3 separate regions of the Homo sapiens genome follow, and all the other regions are linked to region 2. Evidence: chromatin loops called from intact Hi-C (ENCODE). Cell type or tissue: gastrocnemius medialis. All regions are shown on one strand. Links, peaks and the distances in the headings refer to the core of each region. The heading gives the core; the rest is flanking DNA. Region 1 overlaps CCDC141 (coiled-coil domain containing 141). Region 2 holds the start of TTN (titin). Region 3 overlaps CCDC141 (coiled-coil domain containing 141).

Region 1 (10,830 bases), core at 1,278-9,277, 84 kb before region 2:
ATAATAGTTTCTTGAATTCCTTTTTGTTTGTCACGTCTATCTCATGGCTCCACTTTTCATTCTGGGCTGGGCTGAATCATTCTTTAGTTATTTCATTTGTGACAGTATCATGTCCTCATTCAGACCATGATATCAACTCAGGGCTGAAACCACCCAAGAAACCTCTTTTTTACCTTATGTTAAGGGGCTGGCATGACATTGAAGGAAAGCCCTTAACACAGTGAAAATATTTACAAAGATCTTAACAAACAAAAACAATCTCCATTCTCCAACAAGACAAACACATTTCCTTTGCCTAGTAGATTTGTCTATGCCTGCATTTTATATGAACTGTACTAAGCATTTAAGAACTTAAAAATAACTGCTTTTAAAAGACTTTGATGATGCATTTAGATGGTAAATGTCAGATAGTGAAATTTAGGAAATTACAAAGTTGAGTTCTTATGACAGTCAACCCAGCCACTTTCCAAATATTTTCATGTCTATATTAAGCTGTTCTTTTTAGAGGCTGGGTAAATGTCATAACTGCAATCCTGGCTTGTTAACACCGTTAAGGATTTTATCATTCTAAAACTCTTAGTGTGGAAAGTACCAAAAGCTCACACTTCCCATTAAATCCAGGATTAACTACACTAGGTTCTCATAAAGTATCTTTATCACGGCAATATGAATGTATTCATTTATAATGCTGATGATGTGAAGTAGCAAAGATCCCAGAGTAAAAAGATCTGGACCTACAGAACCTCCAGAGGAAGGCTGACTAAAGAGGCAGAAATCCCTGCCCTGGGTGATTGAGGACTCCTCTCATATTACAGGGTTTAGGGAGAAGAGGACAAAGAAAAGAGACAGGAAGAGATGTGAGGGGACATATTTATGAATAAGATGCTCATCACAGTGCTATTTATAATAGTGCAAACCCGAAAACCAGCTAAATATTTCCAGAAACTAGGGAAATGTTTGAATAGTTTAAGGGAAAGCACATAATGGAATATTCTAAGTCCATATCAAATAGTTTTTTGAAGAATATTTTAAGACAGAGTATCCTCACAATATAACGGTAAGCAGGTACAAGTGGGACCCAATTTCTCTATAAGGCATAATACTAATGTGGGGTAGAGTAGGTGAGGAGGGCCAGGGGACTACCAAAAAGAAAGTCTTTTTGGAAGGAAATACATTAAAAGATATTTTTATGTTTTCCAAATAATCTCAAATGTGTGCATTTATCTGTTTAGCTCTTGCTGTGCCCTTTTAATCTCAGTATTATGTCGCAAATTATGAGAAAATTTCAGCAAGTATCTTTTTAAATATTACTTTTCTGCTATTACCTTTTTTTTCTCTTCTATACCTTCTATTAGAAGAATGTTGGAGCCTCTTGGTCTCTTTGCAGTCTCTTACCTGTCTTTGGTATTTTTTCACTATTTTAACTCTCTGTGTTGCACTCTCCATGGGTCCTCAGGGTATTTTCTCTTTTTTCCTTTTTCCCTTTGTTTTCATTCATTGATTTCTTATTTTAGAAAATATATTGTTTTCATTTCTGTGATTTCTAATTTTTTTGTGTGTCTAATTTTGTTTTATTTCTGACTTTTTGTTTCAAAGTTTCTTGGTCTTTTATTGTGGGTGTTGGGTTTTTTTAATCTCTCTGATGATCTCAGGCATTTACTTTAAAGTCATTGTCAGATTGCTGTACTTATTTTCTTTACAGCTAGAGTACATTTATCTCTTGGTTGTTGAACATATCTTGGATTTGCTTTTCTTCATGTGTTTTGAGATTTTGGATTGCACTCTCATTTGGAGTGGGAGGGTTTTTTTCTTTGACTTTCTTTTGCTTGCTTGCTTCTCTCTTTGCTCTTTCCTCCTTAGCAGCTTTGCAGTGACCACCTGGACTCATAGGACCTTCAGTCCAGCATCAAAATGTACTTCTGTTATTTGATCAGGGTCACACAAGCGTCTGTGGAGATATTGTGGCTCTTGAAGATGCAGTCAGGAAACCAGAAGAGGGCTTGAGGTGGTTCCTGATGGCTCTGCCATGTTTAATTCCATGGCCCTCATAGCTGTTGGCTGCAGCATTTTCAGCCTCCCCTAATGAGGGCAGAGAATTTCAGCTCTGCTACTGATTTCAGGAAGAATCCTAGCAATGGTACCCTTCACATAGGACATATATGTTGGTCTCTATGGCCTCATAGAAATGGAACTTCTAGCCATCTCTACATGCATCTGAACAAGAACCCAGGTGCCCTGTAGCTTCAGCCACACTTACTGCTTTCTGTTTCTACTTTGTTATCTATACATAAAACATTGTGTGTGTGTGTGTGTGTGTGTGTGCGTGTGTGTGTGTGTGTGTGTGTGAGAGAGAGAGAAATGTTTGGTGGGAGAAATTTTCAAAGTATATAGCTTAAATAAGAATCAAATTTATTGTAGAAACATATGCATTTCACTTCTACAGTATAAATGGCACTTTTTCAAAGTAGGGATGAAAACTAGAGAGCAGCAGTTGTTTCCTCAAAAATAAAGACAACCATAAACATAAAAAGACACTCTTCGGGTTCCCATTAAAAGAAGCAGCAAGCTAAAGATAAGGAAGATTTTTTTCCATCTTTAAAGTATAATTTGTCCATAGACAAAAAGAAAAATATGGTCAGCTGATCCCTCCCAATGAGACAGAGTAAGCTGTCAAGTGCTTACCATCTGGTTCAGCTCCTAATCCAGATGGGCTGACAATAGTAATTTATGAAAGGTTTGAAAGCAACTTGCCATTCTTCAGAAATAATCATTAGAACACATTAACATTGGAATTTGCTTCCCTCCTCCAGCCCCAATTTACAACAAATGCAAAGATAGGGCAACTGCTTCCATACAGTAAATAGAGCAGTCTATTCTTGAACCAGAAGTCAATACGTCTGTGCTCTTTGAGAAAAAAAAAAAAAGCAATTATTTTTCTTCCCCCTCCACTTCCCTCTATTGGCTCAATGAATAAGGGAGAGAATGTTCTCATTTGGAGTTTCTAACAAATGCCTGAAGAAGCTTTCACAGTCTGTGATGCTTGGAAAAGTCAAAGTCAACCTCAGGAATAATCTGATCTACCGCATGTTCACACTACAGACAGGCATCCTCTAATCCATTCTTACAGAGACAGCCCAAAGGTCAATCAATATTTCCAGTGCAAATCACAAAGCCACAGACTGTTAGAGCTAGAAGTCTAAGCCCATTGTTAGCCCCTCTCCCACCCAATCAGGCTGCACATGAGCAGTGTTACTTCCAAATCAGAACAAAATGACAGGCCACCACGTTTTTGGTTCAACCAAGTGTCTGTTACCCACCGTCAGTTCTTGTCTCATCATTAATTTAATAGGACTGTAAAGTAATAGGACTCATTTCTGGGAGACTGATGAGATTCTATCAATTTATTTTCAGTTCATGTAAGAATTGCTGGCAAAGAGTGGGGTCATACCTTTCTTTTGATCAGACCACCTGCCGTTCAGGTGCTGAGGAAATTGTTAATATGCATGCTATGCAGGTTTTAAAATGTTTCAGAACTTTCAAAAGGAAAGTCCGGTATCATCGTATAAAGTTTCTAATGGAAAAGGATGGAATCAGGGCTGAATGTAACCCGCAGATTAGGGTGTCACTAAGAAGGAATAGAAAAAGCCCTAGGACTGGGAATGTGATGGATATATTCTAATTGGGAATGAGAGAAAAGGAACTGGTTACTGCCCAATCAGACAGAGATGACCTAGTTATAAGGGCATAGAGAGAGGGAAATGGGAACTGGCTAGAGTAACCAAGATGAATGAAAACTTCTCTTCCCGAGAAAAGGATCTAAGCCACATGTGAGAGTGGAGTACACACAGGACGGGCAATGGTGCACAGAATGACAAGGCAGTTCAGTCTGTCCCTCTAAGGCTTTAAATAGAAGGAAGTATTGAGCCAAACTACACATGATAAATTTGGTTTAACGTAACTATAAATGCTAAAGCATACCAAAGAAGAAATTGGGCAGTCTTTGGATAGCCTAAAACTTCTACAAGTGGCCAAAAGTGCAAGTCATCATTGTTTAAAACTACTGGACACTGTTACTACGACATTTCAAATATGGTAACTGCGCATATGTTCTTCTCAATCTTTTTGTGTTTTCTTCCCTTAAATAATGACCAGAGACTATTTTATTTGATTTGAAAATGGGCATTGATATTCTACTACTTATAAGGCTATGTGTTCAGGGCTACAAGGGATATAAGAATAAATAGGACACCATTTATTTCCCTCAAAGAATTTACAACACAATAGATACACATAATAAGGCATAAATCACCACAAAATGAGACAGAATCTCCAAGGTTACTGAAAAACAGAGAGAGAGAGAGAGAGAGAGAGATCCTATATGATTGGTTGTAATTCACCTAAATTAAAATTGCAGGTTGCTAAAAAGCAACAGTTTTATGGAAGGAATGCTTGGTTTGGTTTTGTTTACCTATTTTTTGTGCTGGAGGGACCTTCAAGAAACGTAGTAATTTGAGCAAGCTACCATGACCCTCTAGTGGCCACTTTGAAAACTACAGCAGGCATTGCATTACTTAGAAAAGCCAGCCAGTTTCAAAGGAGCCTGTCAGCCAGGCCATCCCTGTTTCTATGACAGCCGAGAACACTCAACTCAAGGCAAAGTGAAATTTTAGAGGAGAAAATACTCCCTACCCCACATCATGTGTCATAGACCCAGAAAAAGCACTATGAGGTGGCAGAGTGTGACCTCTGAGATCAGATGTCAGCCATTTCAGAACTGGGCCAGTTACTGAGACTGTCTCTGTTCCTCAGTCTACTTATCTGCGAAATGGGGATAACAATCCTACTCAGCTCACAGGGTTGTTATGAAGATTAGAAAACAGACTACTTTTTAAGAATGGTGCCTTATCACAGTAAGAGCTCAATAACTGTTTTTATTAGTTGTCGTTATGGAATTTTATGGTACAAACTAAACCAATGTAATCTGTTTTTCCTTAAATTTCCTGAAGGTAACATGTATAACTAATCATGAATTTAATAAAATTATTAAGTATATAAGTCTATTCAGGTAGCAAAGAGACTTGAAATTAAATCAAGTCTTTGCTGCTTATATTAGCTGTGTGTCTCTAGGGCAAGTTATGTCACCTGTGAAGGCTCAGTTTCATTGGCTAAAAATTGAAGTTATTGCTACTTTTCTGACACTTCACAAAGTTATTTTAAGGATTCTATCAAATAATGCATCTAATGCACTTAACAAAGTGGCATGTCTGTTGCGAGAATGTATTAAATAGTAGCTATTATGACTATATGCAAATTTATAAGAAGTGTGCATCTATAATCTATATTTCCCATGACACTGTACAATTGAGTGATGCCATTTTAGAAAGAGAGTTCATTTTGTATTCAAATGGCCAAAGAGGAGGCTGGGCTCAGTGTCAGTGTTGAATTAGAGCAACATAATTAAGACAAAGTAGGGATTCAAGTGGGAAATTTGGGAGCAGGAGGGGATGCTAGAGCAAGTTCAGGTCAGAGTCAGAGAGTGGGTCTGAGTTCTGGTACTTCTGGTACCTGAGACATCATGGCTAGGACTTATAGATAACTGCAAGAAGCTGGCTAACAGTCTTATTCTTTGGAGAAGGCCAGGGAATAAAAAAGAGTAATGTGAACAGGAATCAAGAGGCTTGGCTGGAGCTGGTTACTGAGATCTAGTTTCCCCTAGGGAAACTTTCAAAATTTGGACTCCCCTCCAAGCTACAGCTTCTTGGGGTCAGGGAGGCCTGTATTCTAAGTTTAGTTGGTAAAATAGCCCCTAACTGGAATAGACACTGAGGGCATTTGGGGTGAGACCACACAGGGCAACTCAGAGGTGGGAGTGGGCACCTTTTATCTTGGCTTTTCTTTCTGAATTGTATTAATCATTTCCAAATTCCTTTTATTCAATAATGGCATTTTCTGCCATTTTCAGCTATGTTTCTTCTCTACGTGTTTGCCCATTTCCTTTCACAACCTTTGTTCTCTGTACCTTCTTTCCACAATGCCCTTTATTCAATTTATTTTTCTCATTCCAGGTTTCCATATTCTGCAGAAAACTTGGAGCCTACAGTATATAGGAAAGCTGGGCTTTTAAATGCCTTTTGAGCATATAATATTTCAAAGTCTAAAGCCTAGTCAAAATACAATTCATATTACCAATACACTGCTTTTGTAGAATTATGGAATTTAGTGTTGTTAAGAACTATTTCTTAATGATAAATGTGAAGAATCTCCTGATGTCTTGATTATATTCTTCACTGTCTCTACGTATTAAAATGCAAAATTAAATGTTTAAAATGTAACATCTGTGAAACATTATGTGCCAGGAATAAGATTACTCATAGTGGTTTCATATTTTCCTCCAATTAAACTTACCTGGGACTTCTGTGGTCCACAGGACACACCTCAGTGTTTTCCAGCTCTATAGTGGCATCGTCATCACTCCAGTGAGGTTACTTTACCTCTCGGTCATTTAGGATCTTGCCCTCATTTCATTACTAATTAAATTCATTTTTACAGAGTCATAAATTAATTATTTTGAGGTAAAATGACTGAAACCTGTACCTTGTTCTGAGCTCTTTTTAAACTCTGGGTAATTAAATTTAAGGGTTATCATGTTCATCTTTATTAATACAGTATGTGAAGGAAATGACTGAGGGGAAATGAAAGACATCAACTTCTTAAATAGTCTTAAGGATAGGTTGGAAAATTTAAGTGTTCATTCCATCAACAATATGAGGAAACTTGTTAAGATATCTTTGGACTAGAGCTAGGGTCCATCTCAAAGTTCATGCATTGTTTTAGAGGCATTTTCATTGTAGGAGCTCTCACGTCACTTTTCTTTGTCTCATGAGGCCAACACAGGCGAAAAAATGATAATGTGAGGCATGGCTTCTTTTTTTTTTTATCAACAAGTATATTTGATTTCTAATTGTTGGTGATAACTTGGTTTTCATGTAATGAATACAGCCTTGAGCATTCATAATCATTGAGAACAAGGACCTTAGTGTTATGTAAATATTTTACCCTATTAGATTAGTAAATGCTTTGTTAATTGGCTGATCCACATTTCTATTCAAAGAGCATCTTTAGATAAATGAAGTTTTTAAATAACATCCTAAGGAAAAGTCGTGGTAAACATACTGTGGCTTTGCCATAAGGTTTTCAAAATATCCTACAGAAATATTAAAAAGTAAGCCTTTAGAAAAGAAGATTAGACCTTGTTGCAAAAACCCATAACTCATCTTTTCCCTCAGGACTGACAGACAAAACAAAAGAATATAATTTTTGCTTCCTGCTATGCCGAGATGATAGCTACTTAACTTCTGTTATCCTAAAGCTGATGCCTTTTACCAACGCCTACCTAACATGAGAGCAGATCTGTTTTCAAATATTCTGTGTTCTATATTGGGGTGGAGTGAATTAACAGCTGGCTTGCTCTGTTCAGCTCTCAGGTGTCCGGCATCCATGAGATGATGGGGTGCATTAAGAGACGAGTGGATCATCTGACCGAACAGTGTTCAGCGCACAAGGAATATGCTCTTAAGAAACAACAACTAACAGCCTCAGTGGAGGGTTACCTACGGAAGGTAGTTTCGTAAACTAAAACTTAAATATCTAAGTTGGTGATAATAGATGATATGGTAGGGCAGTATGTGGGCATGGCGGGAGGACAGGGGCATGTCTCCTTAGGCTGCCCTTATGTACCACATTGGGTCCTTTAATTGAACTAAACAGAGTTGTAATTCACTGTTGTTCATCAACCATCCCTGACCCAGGTGGCCTGTCTGCGCCTCTGGCCTGAAGGTATACACACAAAGGCAGTTCCCGCTTTGCACAGTACTGTGTTAACTGAACCAAGTACAGATGGGAATAGAGTGGATCTTTCATTTGCATGGTTCTGAGCATGGTTCAAATATGCACAAGTTTCTGTTACCATGGTACCATACAACACCAGGACTGTAGACAGGTAGATAGATTGATACATAGACAGATCCCAAATATTATGAGTTTTAGGTTTTTCAAGGAATAAATTGCCATTATTATATTTTATTGAACTAGACCAGTGCAAGGCAACACAGTCATTCTGCATATAAACATACATGTGAAAATCCTCTCTGCAGAGTGAACATGATGGCTTGGTATGGAAGAATTTTACTTCCTGTTTCCAAAGGGGAATAAGACTAAGGAGCTACAATTTGACTAAATAAAAAAATTATTTATCTTTAGTAAAAACTAGTAATATCTCAGTGGCATTGATGCTAATGAATCTTGCTGCAGAGGCTTGGTCTCAAATTTTCAATGATGTTTTCGTTTGATACGGTGGACTTATATGCCTGAACTTACATGAATAGAATTAGTAGACTTCACTGGAGAAGGCATTAAATATCAATGTCTGTATTTAAATTGCTTCCTCACCTGTTATTAATCCAGAAACTTGGGGATTTTATCCTTGTTCTGGTGCCTGGGTTTAGGGAGTTTCCAAATATGGTGGCAGCTGTGGTGCTGCATTGCCTGGAGCTTGAGACCCAAGCTAATTTGGTGGCAGTGGAACAGTAGGACCTCAGCTGTTGCTGCTTGTCCTATTGCCAATTTGGAGCCAATTTGAGTCTGGGGAGTATGGACTAGAGTTAGAGCGAGGGGACAAAGCATGTAACTTGAATGGAACAGAACCCTTCAAGGGTCATTTTAGTCAATGACTCATGTCCACTGAGGATCAAATCATAGTCCTCCAAGCTCATCAATTAAATGTCCTAAGTATGTCCCTGTGTTTTACTATAACACGTCCAGGGTTTGGTGCTCCCCCAGAGTCCCTCTTCCCAAAATACTGCAATGCTCATGCTCTGGATCTTGCCTTTAAAACGTGCCTGTAAATTGGGTCCTATTCAACTCACAGATAAATTCATCTCTGTTGATGTGTTAGCAAGTGCATTATCCTTCATAGGTAATATAGATAAGTTCTTAGAGGATGTGGATGATTGCTTATATCTAATAGCTGTTAATAAAAGAAATATCTTTCAACATAAAACATTTGTTGGTAGACCACAAGTATTACCTCCTATGAAGAGCAGCGTTATTAAAACATGAAATTCTGAATATTTAAAACTATATTAGATTAATACTGATAAAATACATTTCAAGTATAATGAGAATCTATAAAATAATATTTATCTTCCTGACACATGTGCGTACATATATGCAAAAATATATTACTAAGACTGCCATATATTATTCACTCCTAAAGGTGGAAATGTCAATTCAGAAAATCAGTCCAGTACTTTCTAATGCAATGGATGTTGGTTCTACCCGTTCTGAATCAGAGAAGATTTTGAATAAATATCTGGAACTAGATATCCAAGCTAAGGTAAATAAAATGAGAATGATTATTATGGCTATAATTTTGTAAAGATAATTTTAAAAATATTTGATAGCTATAAACTTAATCCTAGCTCACTTGAGGTTTACAATTCTAAATTCATATGTAGCACATAATGACTTAAAAACTCATATTCTTATGTGTCTAAATTATATTTATATGTGCATTTATTAGGGCAGTTGTGTTCACTGAAAGTCAGCATTACGGCTGGGTATTAAACACTCATTTGGTTCCCTTTTCTTGCCTGGGCAGTTTCTCAAAAAAAGCCTCATTTTGGGGGTGGCAGAGGAGGCAGGGACAGTGCTTCTCTGACTATTGGCAATTTTTTTTGCAAGAGCAAGTTACCAAAAAATGACCAGAAGCAACGTGCGTTATTGCAAGATTCCAAGGATATAAATAAAAACAACCTTGTTTGCTTACCTAACATTCAGAGACAGAAAGTGCCCCACCCCCACCACAGCACCTTCTCCAGCTCCCTCCTACCCCTTTCACTTGGCACTTGGCTCCAAACCTGCCCTGAAGTTTCTGTCTGCTCCAGCAAAGTTTAAGGAACATGAGTCAAGTGCCCTCCCCTGGTTCTCCCAGGTCAGCAGGAAGAGGCCTGTGACTCCAGTTCTCAGCAGAAGAGCCTCCTTCATGGACTATGTCCCCACCGGAAACTCACAAACACACCCATTTTTTTGTTAAATTGGGTATTTTTTATTTATTATTTAGAATACTTAGAACTTATGTCTGAACTCCATTTCATTTTTTAATTGTAAACATTTTAGAACTGGGGAGGAGATTACAAGGGAAGAAATTCCCCGCTTCCTTCCTTCCCAGAGTGCTATCATGAAGCAGGGCCTCTAAATTAAAGTTACCTTCATTCAATGTAGTACTTGGGAAGCATATTAATCACAAGTAGGGAAGCAATCTCTCATTGCTGCAGAGCTTTTTCTTTCATTTTGCTTGGTTTTTAGGTTGGTCTCAATGAAATTTTACATGGCTCTTTCTATGACATGCATAATCGTCATGCCCACAATTTCTATTCATCCATTTAATCAGTGGTTGGAGTTCACATAACAGAAATTACACTCAGAAGAAAACATAGGAGAACATCCCTGAGCAAGTCAAAGTCACTGATTTTTTAGGTTATTTAGGCCTGATATGTAATATTTTCCCCACTGGCCCTTCTAGATAGAGATTTAAATAAGACTGCACTATTGATAGGTCATCTTTTTGTAAATTAAAAACTAATAAATAAGTTTTATAAATTTGCCATCTCATATAATAAAATTAGTTTAGGAATTTGCTGGAGGTATTGTTAAATTTCAAATAGCTATCTCATGTATAATTATTTCATTTAAATTATTTAAAACATTTCTAACCTTTCATACCAAACAACCTTTCTTTTATTTGTGACACAGAAAATAGAGTGCTCAAAA
Region 2 (10,830 bases), core at 1,316-9,315:
TGAGTAGTTTCCTTTACTTTAAAAAAACAAAGATTAACCTTTGTTTTTTGAGACTGTAGAGCTTTGAGGGCCATTTTTAGATTTTTGTCCCACAGAGACTGTTTCAGTTTTGGAAAATCCATCCCTGAGCTTGTCAGACGCATTGAAATATACCAATCTCAAGTGCAGTTGACTAGTTGACATATCTTCTTTTGTAGGTATTTGATAAATATCCATTATTTTCATTGTTGCAGATTTCTTTTTGTATTTCAAAGCAAAACTTATTTTTCAGCTCCCAAACATGTTTTTGGCCCTGAAAGAGCCCTTAATCCCTGTCCCCAGGTGCCGTGTCTGCAGTGGTTACTGGAAAAAATGAGCCTGGTTGCCTCCCTTCAGCATGTGTAAAGCTTGATATTTGACAGCAGTATCACCTCCAATGAGCATTTGCTGGTGGTTAGATCTAATCAGGTTTATAGATTCCTGCCACAGGCCTTCAGAAGTCCAACTTATTTCTTTTTTAAGATTCCAGTATTTCTTGGGCTTTGCTTTAATCCACATATAAGTGTCATGTCACCTTCTGAGGGCCTTCAGGGAAGGACGTGACATGTGCTTTATTCCATGAGCTCACTTTTGGACTTCTCAAAGATTTCTTAGAAAATACTATCTTGTATATTTTATCAGGTAGTCAGAGATAATTGAGCAAATCAATACTACCAAGCACAGAAATTATTTTCTTAGTGTCATGCCTGGCAGCAGCAAACAAACAAAATGCCTACCATGTGTCAGATTCTCATGGTCCTGGACACTGTCACGTTCATTCTGTCATTTAATATTCCTAATAACTCTTTGAAGTCGAGATAATAATCTCCAATTTGCAACTGACAAATCTGAGACAGAGATTCAAGTGAGTTGCCTAAACCCAGGTAGAATAGGAGAGAAATTCCAAGTGCCCCTAACAGCAGTGCTACTGAGACATTCAAGACTTTAATTTTTTTATCTTTCTTACTTTGGTAAAAATATCTTACGTGTCTGAAATAATCTTTTTGTATTCGATGTGGTGTTAAATGCATCTGTGACTATTCGTACACTTGTAAATAGTTGTGGAAACCTAATTTGATCTTGCTTCTAAAGAAATTATAACTGGATGTAGAAAAAAATGGGACAATAAGTCTTTTAAATTGTAAGCAACAATTTCTTGCCTCCCACATTCCCAGTGTAGCTTTTTCCGCCTCTATAACTCAAAGAACACGACTGTCTTCCATTAGAATAAATTGTTTTTGTCAGCACGCTTTTCCCTGTGCACTTCTTGAATTTGCTTTTCTATTTCCTTGTTTAAAAATAGCTCCATGATGAGCCTATATTTCAGCTTTGATATATTTTATGAGTGGAAAGGAAATTACAGATATTATATCACTTAATATTACTGTGTTAACAAAAATGTAAACTCTTAGAGGGCAGGTATTTTTGTGTGTTGTGTGCATTGCTATGATCTCTGTGCCTAAACTGTGTTTAATACAATAAAAGAACACACAAAAAAATTTAATCAGTCATAAGATACATTAGTTTTACTCTCTTCTAGTATCCTTGCATTGGCCTTCAAAACTGTACCCATTTCTCGAATAACTCCCAGTAAGTCCTTCCTTTGTAAATGGTCCTATATAAGGTAAACAAAGTCTGACTATGTAGTTGGAGTTACTGCCTGAGTTTTACATATATCCTAGACTTGGTCTCAGTCACAGATTAATGAGCATTCACTAAGAGTTGATGTAGACCATGATCTCTAAGAGCACAATAATTCTAACTGTCTTTTCTTGGTCAGCTCTGCCTAGCCATCACTAGCACAATGCCCAGCACAAAGTCACCACTCAGTAGATATTTGTCAAATCAATAAATAATGACAGAATCCAAAATCGTAATAATTTATCCCAGTGCTCAGCACTGACTATATGTTTAATAAATATTTATTGAATTTCATTGAATATTGTGCTTAAAGAGAGAATCATGCCATGCATTCCAAATTAAGTAGGCATTACATTTGAATTATCAGCTGTTTGGGATTATCTGTGTGGCTCCTCCCCACTGTTAGGGTGGTAAATTGAGATCTTACTCCATCAGCAAACTCCCCAAATCTGCCTAGTATTTGGTTTCCACAAGACTAGTTTACTAATTCTAACGATGGCATATTTAATTTTAAAACTAATGCATACCATGATATCATATACTGTCCATTACTATTCCAATAATAAGAACTCTTTTTCAGAGCAGCATATTAGTTATTTACTAACTGGTCCCTTCTTTCCTTTTCTTTCTTCTTTTTTCTTTTGTTCATTCATTTTTTTCTTTTCTTAATTCTGAATGTCACATAAACATATAAAGGCCTAAAGGCAAGGATCTTGACAATATTGCAAGGTGTATTAGGGTTCTCTAGAGGGACAGAACTAATATGTATATAGGGAAGAATATATACATACATATATATATTTATATAAAGGGAAGTTTGTTAAGTATTAATTCACACAATCACAAGGTCCCACAATATGCTGTCTGCAAGCTGAGGAGCAAGGAGAGACAGTCCAAGCCCCAAAACTGAAGAACTTGGAGTCCGATGTTCGAGGGCAGGAAGCATCCAGCTCGGGAGAAAGATGTAGGCTGGCAGGCAGGGTCTAGAAAAGTCTAAGAACAGTGACTAGACAATCAGCTTAAGAGGACAGACACTTGACTTTATGTTTATAACATATGGTCCATCTTCTTGGCTCTTGAGTTACCTGAATTGCATCATGTCAAGATGACGCAGGCTTCCAGATTATAGTCACTTCTTCCCTCTAGTTCCCGTAAGAATTAAAATGATTTGACTTTAGTTCCAACAAACATAACGTAACATTAATGTGCTTCACATTAGGTCAAATGAGTCTAAAAATACACACACGCACACTACATACCCACACACAAATATGCACAAACGTATCTTAAATAGATAGCCAATTGGTGAACACTCCAAAACAGAAAGATCATACATTTCTAGTGTTTCTTTGCCTTATGACTGGCAGATTCTTTGTAACACAAATCTCTCAGTGGGAATAATTTTCAAAGTATATAATATGAAACCAGTTGTTTCTGAATAAAGCAATCAAATAGAATTATAGCAGATGCCATCTATGGGGGTGGAAATGGTGCCACCAATACAGATACCACCACTTAAGTAAAGGAGAAAAATGTTTAAATAAGTACATGGCGTCATCTTGTTAACATAACTATACTACATTAGTTGTCAGTAAATTTAAACTGTTAAACATTAACATATTAATCACTATATAAATAAATACAAGATATGAAATACTCAAGAAATTGAAAAGTTTAATGCATGGCCAAATTCTTCCATAACAGGGAATATTTTTATTACAGACATAAAGAAATTTAACTTAAATTAAAAATTTTAGTCTCTTTTATTGATAAAAGTCTCTTTCCATTATCAACAAGACAATTTTCCTCCCTCTAAGTAGAGTTTCACAAATCTCTCAGCTGAGTCATTATAAAGATCTTTTGGTGTGCTCTTTTTTATTTGAAATATCTCTTGCTTGAAATTAAATTCAGTCCTAAAATAGCAACTATATCACCTCCTATCCACTTCCCATTAGTAACAGCAAACTCCAGAGATTAGCAGAACAGCATTCATGTGTCTGGAAAAGGAACCTTATGGATGATTTAAGCATAAGACCTGGCTACTTACTAAGGAGCAGTACACACATATTTGTAAATATTAATGCCAGACAAAAATGAAATCTGACAAAGGTGAAATCATTGTACTGTACAGACTAACCTAAGCAGAGTTCCAATTTTGCCTTTCAACATTATATCTTGCAGGGTTGTATAAGCAATAAGCTCATTAACATCAGTGTAACTGTCCCCGAAATACAAGTGGATTCTGGAGAATGTAGGTAGTACAAATGAGCTCTCTTCAACGTTAAGGTTTATAGCAACTGATTCTTCAGAGAACATGAAGCCTTATGCTTGAGATAAATTTCCTCATCTGCTGTCATGATTGACAGGTCCATTTGGTTTGTTTTATGGGGGAAGGGAACAGGACTGGGGCCTGACTCAGGGCACAGTCCTCAGGTTTGGGGCTCTTTTGTATGACTGCCCACAAGTGCTATCTACTGTCACACCTCTTTAAACCTGCATTTTCGGATTTTAACATCAGCAACCAATGCTCTTCTCTGAGCCTCAACACAGTTATTCTTTAAATACAGTTCTATTTCCTTGGTGAAGTCTCCTTTGAGGTACTAAATTTAGCACTGTCAATCAGAAGAACAGGTGGTATGTGACACTACCAAATAGGTCCTCTCCCATCATGCTTTCCTAAGACAGCCAATCACCCAGGGCCCTGCCTAAGGATGTGGGGCTGTCAGCAGATCTGGTGAATATAAGGGCAGGCCAGACCCTGGCTCTTGAGCAGTCGTGCATTCCCAGCCTCGCCTCGGGTGTAGGGATTGCATAGAAAAGCAAAACTACACAGTCTTGACTGTGTAGTTTTGTTTTTAGGATTAGAGGCTCACCGATTCATGTCGGAGATGGTCAGAAAAACCAACTCTCCATAGGACGTCGTTTCAGAAGCAACCTTGGGCTTAGTCCCACCCTTTTTAGGCACTCTTGAGAAATCAGGTGAGCAGCAACTTTTCTTATTTTAATAGTAGAGTCACTTTCTTATTGATCTCTGGCTCTGGATTATTTGTGTGTGCTAAATGCCTATGTACAAGTGTTTGTATGACTATTTCTTGCCAGTGCTGACCCATTATTTAAATCTGCTTGTTAAATTCTATTTTAAAATGTCTGAACATTTTTCCTTAAAAAGTTGAAAGCTTTATTATATCAGCTAAATGATTCCATGATTCAAATTGTTTAAGTTCACTTAATATTCTAAAAGTTGAGGTCTGAAATGTTGAGAGAAATGTTTACTTCTTTTCTAGACTCTCTTTGCCTGTTGAGAATGTTCAAGGTTATATTACTCAATGATAAAGTTAAGCACACCAAGAATAGCTCTGATAAAATGCATGTGGTATCAGCTACACCCTGATGACTTTTTAAGGGAATCAACTGCTGAGGTATCAGTTGCAGGACAGTGACAGAACACTTGCCTGCTGTCAGTCAACCTTGGAGAGTTTAGGAGAGTTTATTTTAAGAGCATGACATTTTAGACGCATACCTTCAGCCCCAGTTAGACAAAGGCCTGTGAAGAGCAAGTGCTAAGGCAATAAAATTTACCTAGACAATAGGAATGTAAGATCAATTTAAGCTGGTTAATTGCAACATAGTTGGAGATTTGGAATAAAATGATATAATTGTTTTCTAAAATATTCAGAATCTCTTCATGCATTTTAACTCAGCACACAGTCCAATTATATATTTTGAGATAAATGTTGACACTAAGAAGGGTAAGAAATAATGTTTAAAGGAAAGGTTTCTTACTTCTAAATACACTTTGATTTCTCATCTTCCTAGAATTTGATTACTAATTGTCAATGCCTGTAAATACATAGATATATAATTAGGTATTCTATGTCTAAGAGGACAGCTATTTTTAGATATACTAACTTATAAACAGACAAAGTTAGACACAGAAAGTTGTTCATCCCAAAGATAATATGCTACAAAAAGGAGTTTCTGACAAAAAAAATTTATGAAAGCTTTTGGATATTATCTGATTTTTCCAAATATAAATTTTATTGTCTCAGAGAATGCTGGTTTCATTTTTTTAACTAAGTAGAAGGTTACAGTAAGGAACAGAATTATCACTAAGAAGATTATTGCTCCATGAAGTTTTAGTAAACAAAGAATTTAATGAAAAATAGTAATGAAGTGATTGACAATTCAGAAATGTTCTATTTCAGAACAGAATAGTCATGTTGAATAATTAGGTATTTATGCATCAGAAAATTCTTCACATAATGTCTCTGAAACTGATAGGCAAAGTACTTTCTTGCACTTAACAAAATGACTTAACTGCAAATTTTATATTCGTTTCTTTGATGTTGAATATTTTACTTTATGAAAGCATAGGCCTTTTCACTTCATCTACATTTTACACCAGCCTTCCATTATTCAAAGTTTGCAAATTGTTCCATATTAAGAACTCAAGCCAGCATTTTTCTTTCAGAACTATAATAAACTTTGGCCTGTTCACTAAAATTTAAATTTTTCTGAATATTTACTTCAGCAGTAACAACATTTACTGCACAGTTACAGTATGAAGAAATGTTAAGAAATAGAAAGCACCGTATGCCGTCTACAAAAAGCTTGCATATTTGATAAGGCTTGCCAAAGCTTCTCCAGTCAGGAAAGAGATTACAAAGTTCAGATTTTTACTTCTGGCAACTATTTTAAGTAATCAGATAATGTCTGAATCAATGTCAACTTTATAAATATAGAGTGAACGAAAAATATTGGGGAGAAGGAAAATTTTTAAAATAATTTTCACTTACTAAGCTGATGCAGAGGTTTATTTATTTTAATTTTTTTTTTTTTTTTTTTTTGAGACAGAGTCTCATTCTGTCACCCAGGCTGGAGTGTGGTGGCACCATCTTTGCTCACTGCAACCTCCACCTCCTGGGTTTAAGCAATTCTCATGCCTCAGCCTCCCAAGTAGCTGGGACTACAGACATGGGCCACCACGCCTGGCTAATTTTTGTATTTGTAGTAGAGACAGGGGTTTCACCATGTTAGCCAAACTGGTCTCAAACTCCTGACCTCAAGTAATCCTCCCGCCTCGGCCTCCTAAAGTGCTGGGATTACCAGCATGAGCCACCACGCCAGGCCCAGAGGTTTATTTTACATTTATCACATGTCTTGTCTCTCTAATTACACTTCACTAACCCTGCATTGCTGTGGTTTTCTTCTTCAACTCTGAACCTGGTTTTCCACCATTGGTAAGACTGTATATTCCCTCTTTGACCACTAGGGTTCATTCCTTGTTCTGTTTGGCTAATACTTTTTTCCATTTCCCCTTACACTTGCTACTTTGGGTTAGGCTTTAAGTCAACTCAATGATGAACTATGCAAAACTGTTCAAGCCACAAAAGAGAAGACCTGCCCATCACTCTAGGCCCACAGATGACCTATGGAGCAATCCATTTGGAGAAACGTGTGTCTCTGCTATCTGCAAAGCAGCTCCAGAGTGACCCTTAGCTGGGACACCCTAATTTATTTTCTCTTCTTTTTCAGAGTGCCTAGAAAGATGACAACTCAAGCACCGACGTTTACGCAGCCGTTACAAAGCGTTGTGGTACTGGAGGGTAGTACCGCAACCTTTGAGGCTCACATTAGTGGTAAGCTCACACATTCACACTTTTGTTTTTTTTTCCTTTGCCTCCTCTCCAGTAAGTTAACGTTGCTGCAGGACTTGACGCCAAGTTTAAGCCCTGCTTTCACTTCGGAAAATTAGTCCAACACTATGGAAAGGTCATTTTAAGGGTATACCATTCACAGAGTACTGACAAAATCTGACAATATAATGGCTTGAAATGTTTTATTCATATTTATTATTCCACAAAGCAAAAATAATTAGTGTTGGATTAAAATTGCCGTTAGAATCCAGCAACTAAATAGGACCAAATTTAGTCATTCTATATTTGGGCTCAGCTGCAGAGCCAGACTGGAAGCCAAGAACTCAAGCCCAATAGAAGCCAGCCACAGAGCCATGGGGTAGGCAGTCTGGGCTGCCTGCTCTGGACACCTGAACTTCAGTTGGTTCACACGCAAAATAACAGTGCATCTAATTTTCCTCAGAGGCAGAGCTGTTCAGTAATTAACCAACTCCTCATTATTTTATTATTTTATTTTCAATCTTTATTGAGTGATTCTAATGAATTAAAAGACTTTCCAATCGTTTTGAAATGACAGAAAATAATATGCTTCTCGGGTGTCTCTATTTAAAAGGAAGCAAACACTAACCCTAGAATTTTATCTGAAAGGAAGTTCATCTCTTTTTTGCCTTCTTTTTCTTCCTCATAACTCAGTTTATGGATGGTTCAAAAAAATGCATGGTATCATCTTATGAAAAAATGGAGAGTAGTGTATGAACTATATTGTAAATAATTTTAAAATTAATCAATATTTTCTCTTTCTGTAGTATTGTAACGAGCCATGTAAGATGGATACGGATTAAAAAAAATCATGCTTAATTCTTAATTTAGTGCACTTCCATGGTTCATTGCCCACTTCTTTTTTAAAATTTTATGGCTTATAATAAAGATATAAAATAAAATTTCTTTTTTTCTCTTTTTTTCTATTATATGCACCAATCTTATTCATAACTGGATAATACTTTCTTTTACATTGTACAAATATCATATAATCATTGCTTATTTTCTATTGTACATATATAGACCAATGAAATTCCCTTTTCATTGGTCTATATATGTACAATAGAAAATAAGTCTTACCGACTTCCAAATAATTTACCTATTTATCTGGTAACACTCAGTAACTTCTGAACTGAGCAGAACACATATGACTTCAGTGGGAATTTGCCTCCTTGAGAAGTAGTGGAATCTGGCTACTTCATATCTTCTTGTTCCTTCAAACTATATGCAAATAAATTATTACAAAGACACTACTGAAAATATCCAATACCCATAAATCAGTCCAATAAACTATTTAATTGGCCATAGTGGGAGATGGGCTAATGTATAAACAACAAAATAGACTTTCTCTAGATTATCTTTACCTACCAGCGTAAGTAGATAGAGCATCAACCTTTATGCCAAGTGTGAAATAAATCATGCCCTGAATGTGCCTCGTACATTCTCAATGTACAGAGTTTTAATATATTTAAAACATCAAACCATGGACATGTAGTTCTTGGCTCTACAATTTATGGCAGATAAAGAGAATTTGGCTTTCTACCTGCAATTCCAATGATCCATGTTGTTCTGGAAGACTAGGTTTGGATTAGTCTCTTATGAGAAATTGCTTGTCCATGTTACAATGTTTTTACTGATTGCACTTGTGAAAGCAGAAGAGTCCAAGAAGACAGTGTCCCTGTAACCACAGAGGAGGGAGGAGGGCATGCCTCCTGGGCTTGTCAGGCAGAAACTGGAGATCAGTTTGCTGCTTTTGTTCTTCACTTGCTCTCAAAGAGGACAACAATCACTCTTTATTTCAAATTTTCCTTGGTTCTTCATTTTTATAAGTCCCTTTCATGATTTTAATGTTGTCTATTAAATTGCATCAGATAGAGCCCTAGGCAGGCAGGCAGGAGATGGAAATTCTAGTCCCCTCTGTGTCACTGCTAGCTGAAGGACCTTGGAAAAATCATTAGGCCTCTTTTGGTCTCAGTTTCCTCCCTTCCTGCCTTCCTAATGGTCTGCAGGTTTACACACTGATCATGCAACTGTAGGGTTTTCCCTATCATTAAGTGGCATTCCATGCTGGAAAGCTTTTACAGATTCGGACAAGGCAGTGAACATGATGGGACAGAGCAGAGGACTTTGTGGTGCCCATTCAAACATAAAGGTGAATTGTTCTTGCTCTTCAGGTTTTCCAGTTCCTGAGGTGAGCTGGTTTAGGGATGGCCAGGTGATTTCCACTTCCACTCTGCCCGGCGTGCAGATCTCCTTTAGCGATGGCCGCGCTAAACTGACGATCCCCGCCGTGACTAAAGCCAACAGTGGACGATATTCCCTGAAAGCCACCAATGGATCTGGACAAGCGACTAGTACTGCTGAGCTTCTCGTGAAAGGTAGGCTGCTGGGGACCTGCCAATCCTCTGCTCCCCCAGAGGACATCTCCAGCAAATTGGGAAAGGAGTCCAGAAAAAGCTATGGGCAGAGGTAGATGCAGCTCTTAAACTACAGAAGGGTCTACTGGAGGCTGAATTATTTATAACCAAGTTGTTTGCCTTTTGGAATTTAATTTTCCTCTAGAGTACATCGTAAAAGTGACTGAGAATCAGTTTCTCAATACACATATTAAACACTCAAAAGTATGTTAAGGAAATATTAAAAATCATGTTTCTCAGCAAGTAGAAAAGCTTGGAGCCTTGTTTATAAGTCCTTTAAGGAATAAGACATATTCTCCAGGGAAGTGTGAATCTCCAGGAATTCACACTTTAACAAGCATCCAGATAATTCTGATGCCGGTAGTCTACAGACCACCCATTTAAGAGGCATGTAAACATACCCAGAAGAAAATAAATGCTTGTTTATTATTCAAATGCATGACACTGTTTCCCCAGAAAACTTATCACCAATCTTAGTGGCCTCTGTTGTTTTTCTCTATCCTTTACTACCTAGTGAGACATTAGTATACAGAATATTGCATGCCTTTACATGTTTTATAACAATATCTTACATGAGCTACGTAAAGTTACATATGCTTATCCAATAAACTTTACCTTCAATGATGTTCAATTATAGGGCTATAATTGACCTAAGCAGAAACCACATCAAGTAACATCAGGTAGAACTTTAGCATGCACCCAGAAAATTCACAAATGGAAAATGCACAGGGTTGGCAGCACCTGCTGTTGTTTATTACTCAAAATCATGTCAAAGTTAATTCCACTCACTCCTCACACTTATAAAAAATTTCCTTCAACATAACCAAAAAAATCCCCTTTCTGTAACACAATTAAAATGAAGTAATGTTATTATTGGGATTAACGTTTTAAATGCAAGTAAATATTTGGGTTATTTGAATACCTATCAAGTTGGAGAAGGTTTAGAATTTTAAAAATTAAATTAAAAATGTAATGATTCTTTAAGTAACAGGTACACCCATCGTAGCAACCACTGGAATTCATTTTAATGCAACTTACTGGAATATGCAACATGGCTTTCACATATTAATAGAGCGCTA
Region 3 (10,830 bases), core at 1,752-9,751, 55 kb before region 2:
CCCACCTTACCCATAAAAGCCCAGAATGGAGGAGTCCAAGCCTCCTGATTCTAGCCAGGGCTGGTTGGATTTGTTTGATGCCACTGTCGGACTTCAAAAGAGAGGCCTAAAAGAGAAGGAAATATTCCCAGATCAAATTTTCATCAATAATACACTGGACATTGATTCTTTAAAAAAATTCCTTCTTTAGCCTGGGCACATTGGCTAATGCCTGTAATCCCAGCACTTTAGGAGGCCGAGAAGTTCAAGTCCAGCCTGGCCAACATGGCAAAACTCCGTCTCTACTAAAAATACAACAATTAGCCAGGCGTGGTATTACGTGCCTGTAATCCCAATTACTTGGGAGGCTGAGGCAGAAGAATCGCTTGAACCCAGGAGGCGGAGGTTGCAGTGAGTTGAGATCCAGCCATTGCACTCCAGCCTGGGCGACAGAGTAAATAAGACTCCATCTCAAAAAAACAAAACAAAACAAAAAAACAGAAACAACAACAACAACAAAACAAAACAAAAAAATCCTTTTCCAGATTTCTAACTTGAGGGGAGAAAAGATTATGTTTACTCTAACAATAGGTATAACATTAATAAAATCATAATGGCCCATTTTATTTTAAAATACATGTAAGATATCCACTAAACTATATGAAATGCAGTGAATCTAAAATATGTATTTTTTAAACTGAAAGATATAGAAATACAAATTATCTGTTGTTGTTAATGGAATTGGTTTTTTGCCAGGAAAGAGCTTTCTTTTTAAAGAGTTTATTTTATTAGTACATTTATTTTTAAAAGAAAAAGAAAGCAAGAAGTCTCACTTTGTGCAAATAATGTAAATTGTTCTCCAATCCTCTTCTGGCCTTGGCCCTGGCAGCCCCACTGTGCTGAGCTGAGATTGGAGCACTTGCATAATGAACCTGAGGTTAGGCTCAAGTTGACAGGAAAATTATAGTGCAGAAATCAAATGTTTCTAATGCATATTTTATGCCTTTTGAAGTAAAAATTATACCCTATAATGAATGGCGTCTCTGAGGAGTTGGGTGTGATGAGCGAATCTTCAACACTAGAGATTTGAGCTGGGAAATGTCTTTTCCATAATGTTGGGTGACTGGCTTCTTTCTGAAATAATTATGTTCAAATATGTTTAAGGTAAAATAAATCAGGAACCTATTTCTTTTTTTAAAAAGTGTCATTTATGAGTTTCATAATTCAGGTAAATAGCCTACTCGTCTTATTGCTGTTTCGTCCTTTCTCTCTGTTACCACCATTTGTCTCTTTTAGCACTGCTCTAATGTTTCTGCAAAGAACCTACAGCAGCAGCTGGAGCTCCTTGAGGAGGACAGCATGAAGTGGCGTGCCAAAGCTGAGGAGTATGGACGGACCCTGTCCCGTAGTGTGGAGTACTGCGCCATGAGAGACGAGATAAATGAGGTGGGTGTGGGAGGGGTGAGAACTGGCACATTGCCAAAAAGCTGTTTGAACCTAAAGCATGTGTCTAAATGTCCACATTTGTGCACACTCCCACACACATGCAAACACACAATGAATCAGGAGACTTTCTTCTCACTTATTTCTTTTAATCCACTGAGCAGTGACCTCAGGGATCTGGAAGTTTGAGTAAACTTCAAGCTCTCAAATTTGTTGAAGTCAGTATGATGTCAATGCATAGAAAAACCTATAATTCAGTAGTACAGTTTTTTTGGTTGCTTTTGTTTATTTGTTTTTTGCTTCCCCCTTCTCCCTCAAACCTGTATAGCAGTCATTTGCTTCAGTGGATACAGCTTTTTCAGGACCCAGAGGAAGGGGTGACATTGACCAGTTCGTTGCAGCCAACTCCAGCCTGCTGAAATTCTATTTAAGGGTCATTGACTCATGGTGAATCAATGGTGCCAGGGGCCAGGGAGCAGACACTTTGCTTTGGAGGCTACGAAGTATTAGCACTGAGGTCAAGTGGCTGGTTTCATATTTATTCAAACTGACTGGCTTTTCTGGCAAAACAACTCTTCAAGAAAAAAGAAATAACAGATCAAAGTGATCTTCTACATCCATGCACCTCCACATGCTTAATTCTATCTCCTCCCCCTCAACTGTAACAAATCCACAACACCTAGATATTCACTAAATCACAACCACCACCTGCTCCTAGCTAAGCTTTCCATTGAAAGGCTTACTTGTTCTGGGAGAAAACAACTCACAGATTGGGATAGCAATGGTTCTCATTCTTGACTGGGAAGTGATAGCAGAACACAAGGGTACACATAATTCTAGATTTATCTCCATTTAGAGCAAAATGTTTCTGAGCCCATTAAGCCATAAGTCCATTGGGAAAGAAGGTGGTGGAAAAGGAGGCAGTAAACTTTCTTCACTTTCTGTTTATGCCCAGTTTACATCAACTAGACCCAGCAAGTATCAAATATTATCCAACAACATTAAAGCACAGAAATAAGTATAAATAACTCAACTTTAATGGTGGCCTGGCTCTGAAGTGGCCGTTCCTGTAGGCCACACATTTACAGACCACAGGCAGGTGCAGGATGGACCATGGCTGGAAGGAAAACCAGAGGGGAAGAGAGCAAGAGTGGCTACTTGGATTCTGTTAAACAGGAGGGAAGCAGGAACTGACATCTGATAATGATGTTCATTTCAGCGGTGTGCTACAGGACTGTAGAGTTTCAGCTCATAATTTGTGTTCCAGGGAGTTACTTTTGGCTAGAGAGGCGTCGACTCTTCGGGGTTGAACCGGTAGTGTAATTTGCCCTCTACTTGATAGAATGGCCACTTCCGGTTCCTATGCTGCTGCTTACACGTCAATCACATCTTGTTAAGGAAAACCGTCAGAGCACGTTGGTCTCCCCAAGGCTACAAAATGTGGATTCATGGTTATGGAAGCTATTCCTTTACAGTCTTTCCTTAAAGTGATCTTCTTTATTCCTCTTTCTCTCTTCTTTCCTCCCCTCCCCCTTTCTTCCCGTTTTCCCTCCTTCTCTTCCTCCTCCTCTACTTCTATTTGTAAACCTTTGTCTTGCCAAAATCCTCCCTCTTTGCAGTGATGGTTGGGCTCTACATTTGCTAAAGCGCAAGTGGAGCAGGCTGAGGGGTTTTCCCAGCCCCCTCTGGCTCCGTTTCTAGCTCCCTGTAGAGCTGTGACATTTATGAAGCTGGGTCTCCCTGTTCAGGCCCTTCCAGCAGGAATTCTATTTATAGGGACTGCCTCATGATGAGACTGTGTTTGGAGCCAGCCGGCCGGGATGACAAATTTCCCTTCCTGTCAATAGTAGGTACGCCCCAGGATTGTCTGTACCGTGTCAGGAATGAGCAGCCAGATACATGCGGGTTTGATTTAGGAATCAGGTATCACTTTAGCATGCTCTTACATTTTAAGAGAGATATTCTTCCCATTTGCTTCCACTACTGATCCAGTTAATCTTTCATGTAACTTACAATTTCACATTTAAATGACCTCTGAGAACTTTGAGTCTTTGTCACTTCTCCTTTTTTGTGGACATGTAGTGCGTGTGCACACCCTGGACTTTCCCACCACAGGCCTAAGGGAAAATAATCAGAAGGAATATTTTCCGTGTCCCTTAGGAAAATAAAAATATGTGTGTTCCAGTTTATATTGTGAACAGCAGAGCCCAAACAGATGGCAGTTTCCACAGTGGTAATAATATTTGCTATCTAGACATTATTATCGTTGTTATCATTATTAGTCTTTGGGTATAGCTGCTTAAAACTTACGTAAAATTAAATATGATACGTTATACTGATTTTTTTCTGCATAAACAATTAAAATTAGATAACATGCCAGAGGACTAAACCAAGTATAGCATTTATGTTTAAAGTTGATTTTTAAACACAGTTTCACTTTCAATGTGCTTAAAGTACTGTTAGAAAGTTCACAGACTCTGACTTGCAATGGATTTTTGAGAATGTCCAGTTCAGTATGTTCATTTTTCAGATGGGAAAACTGAGGAGCATATGACTTTCATGTTATGAATATGCTACAGGACAACAGAGTTTCAGCTCAGGGTGTTCCAGGGGATCAACTTCAGGCCACAGACTCATTTGTTGGGCACCAACATGCTTATGATTTGTTAAACTCAGAATTCACCATTTACATAATATTTCAGTGCCATTCAACCACTGCATGGTCTGATGTTAAATATCTTCTTTTTTTTATGCTTTCCTCTTCTATCCCTATTTTCTGGTATATCTAAGATGTTTGTATGATCTGATATAATAGTACAGTTCATTTGGTTATTTCAAAAAAATTTCTTTCTTGACTGTGCTGTAGCTAACTTACATGGTCTTAACTTCACTGAAAGCCCTTAGAAAAGAACTCAATACCTCAAGGCAAAATAAAGTGTTCTAAATGTAATTTTTAAAAATGTAATGTGATGTGCCTTAGAGACAACGAATGATAGTTTGTGCTTTATCTTTGAGAAAAAACCATTTTTTTCCAATTTCATATGAAGACATAGGAAATTGTAGAACCTTATTTTCTTCATGTCTACCTACTAGAAAAATAATCTTCAGACTGCCAGACTTTGTGCTTTTTCCTACCCATTTCACACAAAGATACATTTGTATGCTTGAATGTTGAATATAATTCATATTTTTTCTTGCCTGACTATATAAATAAGTTGTTCATACACAAAGCACAGTAGACATATTCTCTGCCATATTACATGACACAGAAACATCATTCTTTACACATCCACATTTAGAAATGTAATAAGTAAATATCAAGCATGCTTTCTTCTTTGAACCTGACCAAAAACAGTACCTTTACATTTACATGATGTTAATGGAAATTTGTAACTCGAGGCTCATATTACAGATCACAATTACTTTGCTGAAAAGAATAGTAATGACAGAATCGGGTTGGTATCCGTGTTCTCAAGTTTTCCACATAGAACTTCCAGATAATTATTTACCTTACCCTGAAATTTTCCACTGTAGCAACATCTTACCCATCAGGAATTATGCAGAAAAGGACTTAGTATATATGTTCCATGTATCGGTCACATGTTCTAATGGCACAAATTCTTTTTTCAATTCGAATAAATCAGTCAAATGAGTTACAGGGATACAAGTCGATTAGTAGCAGTAAATTAGAATAGAGGAATAGTGTTGCTATAGACACATACGCAATAAAATTAAAACCGTCTGACATTGTATAGTGCTTTGCCACTGACAAAATGACCATGGACTGCTACCCACTGGCAGGAAAGGAAGCAGAGAAAGAGTTTGCACAGACGGCAAAACACCCAACAGGGCAGCACAATGGTATAGTGCAGACAATAATTATTTTTCAAGATTTATAACCTGAATTCATTATTTTCTTTAAAAAGGACTCCATTATATTCACTCAACGAATGTGTTAATGTGGCTTCTGTGTACCAAGCCATAAGAATACAAATAGCAGTGGCTCACACCTGTGTTTCCTGCACTTTGGGATGCCAAGGTAGGAGGATTGCTGGAGCCCAGGAGTTCCAGTCCAGCCTAGGCAAGATGGTGAGACCCTGCCTCTACAAAAAAAACTTTTTTTTTTTTTTTTTTGAGACTGAGTCTCACTCTGTCGCCCAGGCTGGAGTGCAATGGTACGATCTTGGCTGACTGCAACCTCTGCCTCCTGGGTTCAAGCAATTTTCCTGCCTCAGCCTCCCGAGTAGTTGTGATTACAGGCATGCACCACCATGCCCAGCTAATTTTCGTATTTTTAGTGGGGATGGGGTTTCACCATGTTGGCCAGGCTGGTCTTGAACTCCTGACCTCTGGTGACCCACCTGCCTCAGCCTCCCTAAGTGCTGGGATTACAGGCGTGAGCCACTGTGCCCGGCCCTACAAAAAATTTTTAAAAATTAGCCGAGCATGGTGATGTGTGCCTGTAGTCTCAATTACTTGAGATGCTGAGGCAGGGGGATCCCATGTGCCCATGAGTTTGAGGCTACAGTGAGCTGTGATCACGTCACTGCACTCTAGCCTGGACAAGAGAGTGAGACTCTATTGAAAAGAAAAAAAAAAAAGCACAAACATCCTCAGGAAACTTCGAGTCTAGATAGCATTAAAACCCATGGGACTTCACAGTCACAGCCATTCCTCTAGTGGGCCCCATCCTGGGTCCATCTGGATGGTATGTGTAAGAGGATAAGAAAGATTACAATTTGCTCTAAAAGCATCCATTCCATAAGGTTAAAATGTTAACATTTTGGTGTTTAACATCTGCAAAATGACTGTGGAAACTTCCTGAACAATAAACAGAGCTGAAGTTTAAAATTATGGTTATCATGTTCAGAAAACAAAACTTAACATATTATGAAGACACAAAACATGCAAAATGGATAAAATATGTATTACTGATGCCTGTTGCTACCTACAATTTAAGACAGAGCAATTGTCACGTCTTCCCAAGTTATCCCACTTTCAGCCGCTAGCGGCTGGCCTCAAGCACAAGAAGACAAGGGAGTGGTTGCCAAATGGAAGGAGGCCAAAAAGTCTTGTCCTGAAATCTCTCTGGTACTAAGTCTGAATATTCTACAATTGGGATGCCAAGGTAGGAGGATTGCTGGAGCCCAGGAGTTCAAGTCCAGCCTGGGCAAGATGGTGAGACCCTGCCTCTACCAAAAAAAAAAAAAAAAAAAAAAAAAAAAAGTGTTGTTTTTTTTTTTGAGTCTCGCTCTGTTGCCCTGGCTGGAGTGCAATGGTGCAATCTTGGCTCACTGCAACATCTGCCTCCCGGGTTCAAGCAATTCTCCTGCCTCAGCCTCCTGAGTAGCTGTGATTACAGGCATGCACCACCATGCCCAGCTGATTTTTGTATTTTTAGTAGAGGTGGGGTTTCACCATGTTGGCCAGGCTGGTCTTGAACTCCTGACCTCTGGTGATCCACCCGCCTCAGCCTCCCTAAGTGATAATTGATAATTGTAGCAAATGATTTGGGTTAAATTTTGAACTTTTGGGTCTCTTGATTTTGAATGAAGCATCCCTGGGAGGTGATAACATCACAGCTTTCTGTTACTGAATATGAGCATCAAAAAGCTTTTTTTCTGGAGTGAATAAAATGACAGGCAAGAAATGACATTCATGAAGTGGACATTGTGGAGATTGACCAGTCATTTTATATTTTTGCTTCTGGCCAAACATGTGCCATAGTTCTAAGGAAAGGCTTTCTTTTTAAATGCATTAAATGCATTTCTGTTTTAAATATCCCATGTCCCTCACACAAATTGGCCTTGACAGCAGCAAACTTATAAATAATACATTCTTATGCCAAAGCTGGCTCAACCAGCTTCGTCAAGACTAACAATAGCAAGCCAGCCTCACTTGGCATCAGCCTCTTTCCCTTCTGCTTCTTTCCAAAGAAGCTTTGTTTATTCCTAACCCTGAGAAGGGGCTTACGGCATGCTGGAAAATTTGGCAAAGATGCTCATTCTGCTAATTTCAAAATAGCTATAGTTTTTAAATCTTAATAACTTATTTCTAATTATAGCTATGTTAACTCAGTCTGTTTATTCTATGGTAAATATAGAAGAGCTGAACATGTGAAAAGATGGGAAAATAAAATTATTCATTAAAAATATATTTTCCCTAATTTTCTGAAGACTTTGAGGAACTTTAATATGAATTATAACACCATTTCAAGATTTCTAACAGGGTAAACTTTTTCTCACCCCAAGCTTGGGGTGTTTTTCTCCACTTATGTGCTCAACTTGAGCAGTTGTCTCAGCCCCATCCCGCCATTCCCCATTGTTGACAAGTTGACTAAAGTTAGAAACAGCTGTGTGAACAGTGATACCACAGCCCAGCGACTATGGCACTCAGTTCCTTTAAAAATATGACCACAAGTTATGTGGGGATTAGATGGGAAGTTAAGTTTTCATATTGGAAAGTGCAGGTAAGAAAATTAAGAATGGCAAGATTTTTCAATCGCTGAAGGTAGTTTCATGCATACTGCCTTCCACTTGTATCTGCAGTAGTCCTGAATTTGAGTTGAAAAAGGCACAGAGATTTAGTTTTAAAATGGATTTCCAGTGAAACCAAAAGAGAAAAGTGCCAGCAACTTTGTCAAGGGAGCTCATGTGTCAGAAAGAACTTGATCCCATTTCACATACTCATAGTGTCATGAACATTCTTTGACCTTATAAATCATCTTCAGTGGAAGTGCACACGTTCTGAAGCAAACAGAAATCAAATCACACTCATCATTTATCAGTCTTAAATTTCTTAATCCAAAGTAGATTTAAAATCTCATGGTTGAGAATTAAAGTATTAAATCTCAGCCTTTCTCTATCATATAGGTTTCAAATAGACATTGAACTTTCCCATTTAAAGCAGATGTAATCCAATGGTTATCAGGTTAATGACAGAGCCCCTCTTCCTTTCTCTAGACTAAGGTTTTCTGATATATGTCACATTTCAGTAGAGAAAAATATATGACTATATTTTATATATTCTTATATATAAGTAGAAGAATATATAAGTTTATTTTCCAATGGATAAGTGTTAGTGACAGGGCATTTTTTCCCTTTATTTTTAATTGTGGTAAAATGCACATAGCATGAAATTTACCAGCTTAACTGTTTTAAGTGTATAGTTTAGTGGTATTAAGTACATTCACATTGTTGTGAACCCATCACTACCATCCATCTGCAGAACTTTTTTATCAACCTAAACAGAAACTCTGCACTCATTAAATAGTAACTCATTATTGAGATGTTTTTTAAAACAATAATGTCTGGTTTCCTCAGATGTACTTATTATATATGTAGTTGCAAAAACTCCTGCCAAAATTTTATGTAAATTACTAAGGATATAACGCCTTTATATCTCAATCTTATAAAATTGACATTATTTATCCTTTCCTGTTAAAACCAAACATACGCACATTAAAACATTGAGTGCCGTAGAATGTAAATACTTACTAGTTATTTCACAAATATATCAACTGAATATGATCTTTTAAATATTCCCCTGAGTTTCTAATAGAGAAATAATGTTCAAATTCTGAAGCTTTTCACTTTTTCTGAACATTACTGATTTATTTATCAGTTAAAGTGGTTCATGCGGTCTCTATGCTTGGTTTAGTTTGTAACTTAAAGTAATGTTCAACAACTTTATTTACCATATAAACTAAACAACACTGATTAAGTATATGTGTATCAGATGCAAAAATTCTATCAGTATAATAATTTCCGTTCGCAATTCCACTAGGGCTTTAAAGTTGATGTCTCTAAGATGTGTTACAGATAAGATAAAGGCTTTATTTTCACAGTCTGCAGAATTTGAAATAAGCATTTTGAGAAAGCATGCATTTTGTAGGGCAAGTATATTTTTCTGCATTACAATTCTATAATCTAGCACATGCACAGTCTTTATTCCCTCCCAAATAATTTGTTTGCTATCATTGAAAAGAATTTTAATGCTTTTCTGACTTCTCTTATCTTAGCTCAAATTTATCAACCATGACATTGTTCACTCTTGCTGTTAAATGCCTCCATATAATCTGAGAAGGTGTTTTTTTCTCTGTACTTCTCTTTGGTGATAATACAAAGAGAGAGTTGCCTGTCGATATGCTTATCCTTCTTAAATATAGAGAAGGGACAGAAAGTGGTGCATTTAATGGAACTGCACTGCTTAGAAATTTGGTGCACTGGTAAAGTTGAACTGTTGTTAAGACTGTCAAAATCTATCCCCTATGTATAGCTATATGCTTTATTTATACACAAGTTAGCATAGCCGTCATTAGCAACAACTCTCACTTTACTTTTATTGTTTTTGAAGGATCTCTGAAGTTAATGGTCTATATCTAAGGGGTAAAACTCTTTTCAGAACTGCTCACGAAAAATAATTTTTAACTGGGCAGATATAGTTATTTTTCTACTAAATCTCATATTGGGTCTTCTCTTCCACCCCACCAATGTCCTGGCTGGTCTAAATGTCAACGCTTCTTTGACCTCTTCAACATGGATAGCTTTTTGGAGCCTTAATAAATGTATACATGATGGCTGTGAGAGAGTATTAAAAGATAGAGAGATCTGGGGCAAATATTAGTGTATCGAAAACAGAATGAATGGGAAAAAAGATATCAAATAAATTCAAATAAGAAAACTAGAGTTGTTAAAATTTATGTATGATATGTGAGAAATTTTCTTACTTGAGGGACAAAGGAATATTCTATAGCTATAATCCTAATTAAAAATTACAAATCGAAAAGTATTAACATTTTATAATTACTTATATTTGGAAGATATATTTAAATTCACTTGGTATGTCCACTTGGCAGATTTGTTTTATAATGAAAATCACTCTGAGGCCAGGCGCGGTGGCTCAAGCCTGTAATCCCAGCACTTTGGGAGGCCAAGGTAGGTGGATCACTTGAGGCCAGGAGTTCGAGACCAGTCTGGCCAACATGGTGAAAACCTGTCTCCACTAAAAATACAAAAATTAGCCAGGCATGGTGGCACACATCTGCAGTCCTAGCTACTTAGGAGAGACATGAGAATTGCTTGAACCCAGGAGGCAGAGGTTGCAGTGAGTCAAGATCGTGCCAATGCACTCCAGCCTGAGTGACAAAGTGAGACCCTGTCTCAAAAAAAGAAAGGGAGAGAGAGAAGAAAGAAAGAGAGAAAGAGAAAGAGTGAAAGAAAGAAAGAGAGAGGGAGGGAGGGAGGGAAAATTACCCTAAATACCTTTTTAAGATTATGAGTATTTTGAAGTGTTCAGATGCTTTGATTTATTGCAAGTGACTTTGTTTTCTCATTTTAAGGAAACCACCTATTTCTTTTTATTGAACTACAGCTCAAAGACTCATTCAAAGATATCAAAAAGAAATTC

The links. A loop is a pair of places that touch in the nucleus more often than their neighbours do. Peaks named below come from ENCODE experiments on the same cell type or tissue, not always from the same donor. Only the 100,000 strongest peaks of a DNase experiment are listed, where the experiment ranks them.
Region 1: it touches region 2 in a loop (4-fold over the local background); 11 of 110 quality-filtered maps call a loop at or near these places.
Region 3: a loop joins it to region 2, with 8 times the contacts of the local background. A loop is called at or near these places in 20 of 110 quality-filtered maps.

The regions. Positions count from the first base shown.
Region 1 is chr2:178,885,316-178,896,145 of GRCh38, reverse strand. CCDC141 (coiled-coil domain containing 141) reads left to right here. Exons shown (of 24, transcript NM_173648.4): 9 at 7,478-7,619; 10 at 9,275-9,394. All of the region lies in intron 1 of LOC105373766 (a long non-coding RNA gene), which reads right to left. Among named protein-coding and RNA genes, the nearest start is that of TTN, 83 kb to the right of the region's middle. In gastrocnemius medialis, for the core only: a CTCF peak has its summit at 4,538 (motif pointing left); a DNase peak (open chromatin) is centred at 4,625; H3K4me3 peaks cover 677 bases; H3K27ac peaks cover 6,924 bases.
Region 2 is chr2:178,801,020-178,811,849 of GRCh38, reverse strand. TTN (titin) reads left to right here and starts at 4,427. Exons shown (of 363, transcript NM_001267550.2): 1 at 4,427-4,638; 2 at 7,195-7,298; 3 at 9,509-9,712. The coding sequence starts at 7,208. In gastrocnemius medialis, for the core only: a CTCF peak has its summit at 6,925; DNase peaks (open chromatin) are centred at 4,069, 4,389, 5,119, 6,719 and 2 weaker places; H3K4me3 peaks cover 6,664 bases; H3K27ac peaks cover 8,000 bases.
Region 3 is chr2:178,856,362-178,867,191 of GRCh38, reverse strand. CCDC141 (coiled-coil domain containing 141) reads left to right here. Exons shown (of 24, transcript NM_173648.4): 17 at 1,276-1,425; 18 at 10,795-10,830. Among named protein-coding and RNA genes, the nearest start is that of TTN, 54 kb to the right of the region's middle. In gastrocnemius medialis, for the core only: a CTCF peak has its summit at 6,389; DNase peaks (open chromatin) are centred at 1,851, 3,241, 6,451, 7,751 and 1 weaker place; H3K4me3 peaks cover 3,297 bases; H3K27ac peaks cover 8,000 bases.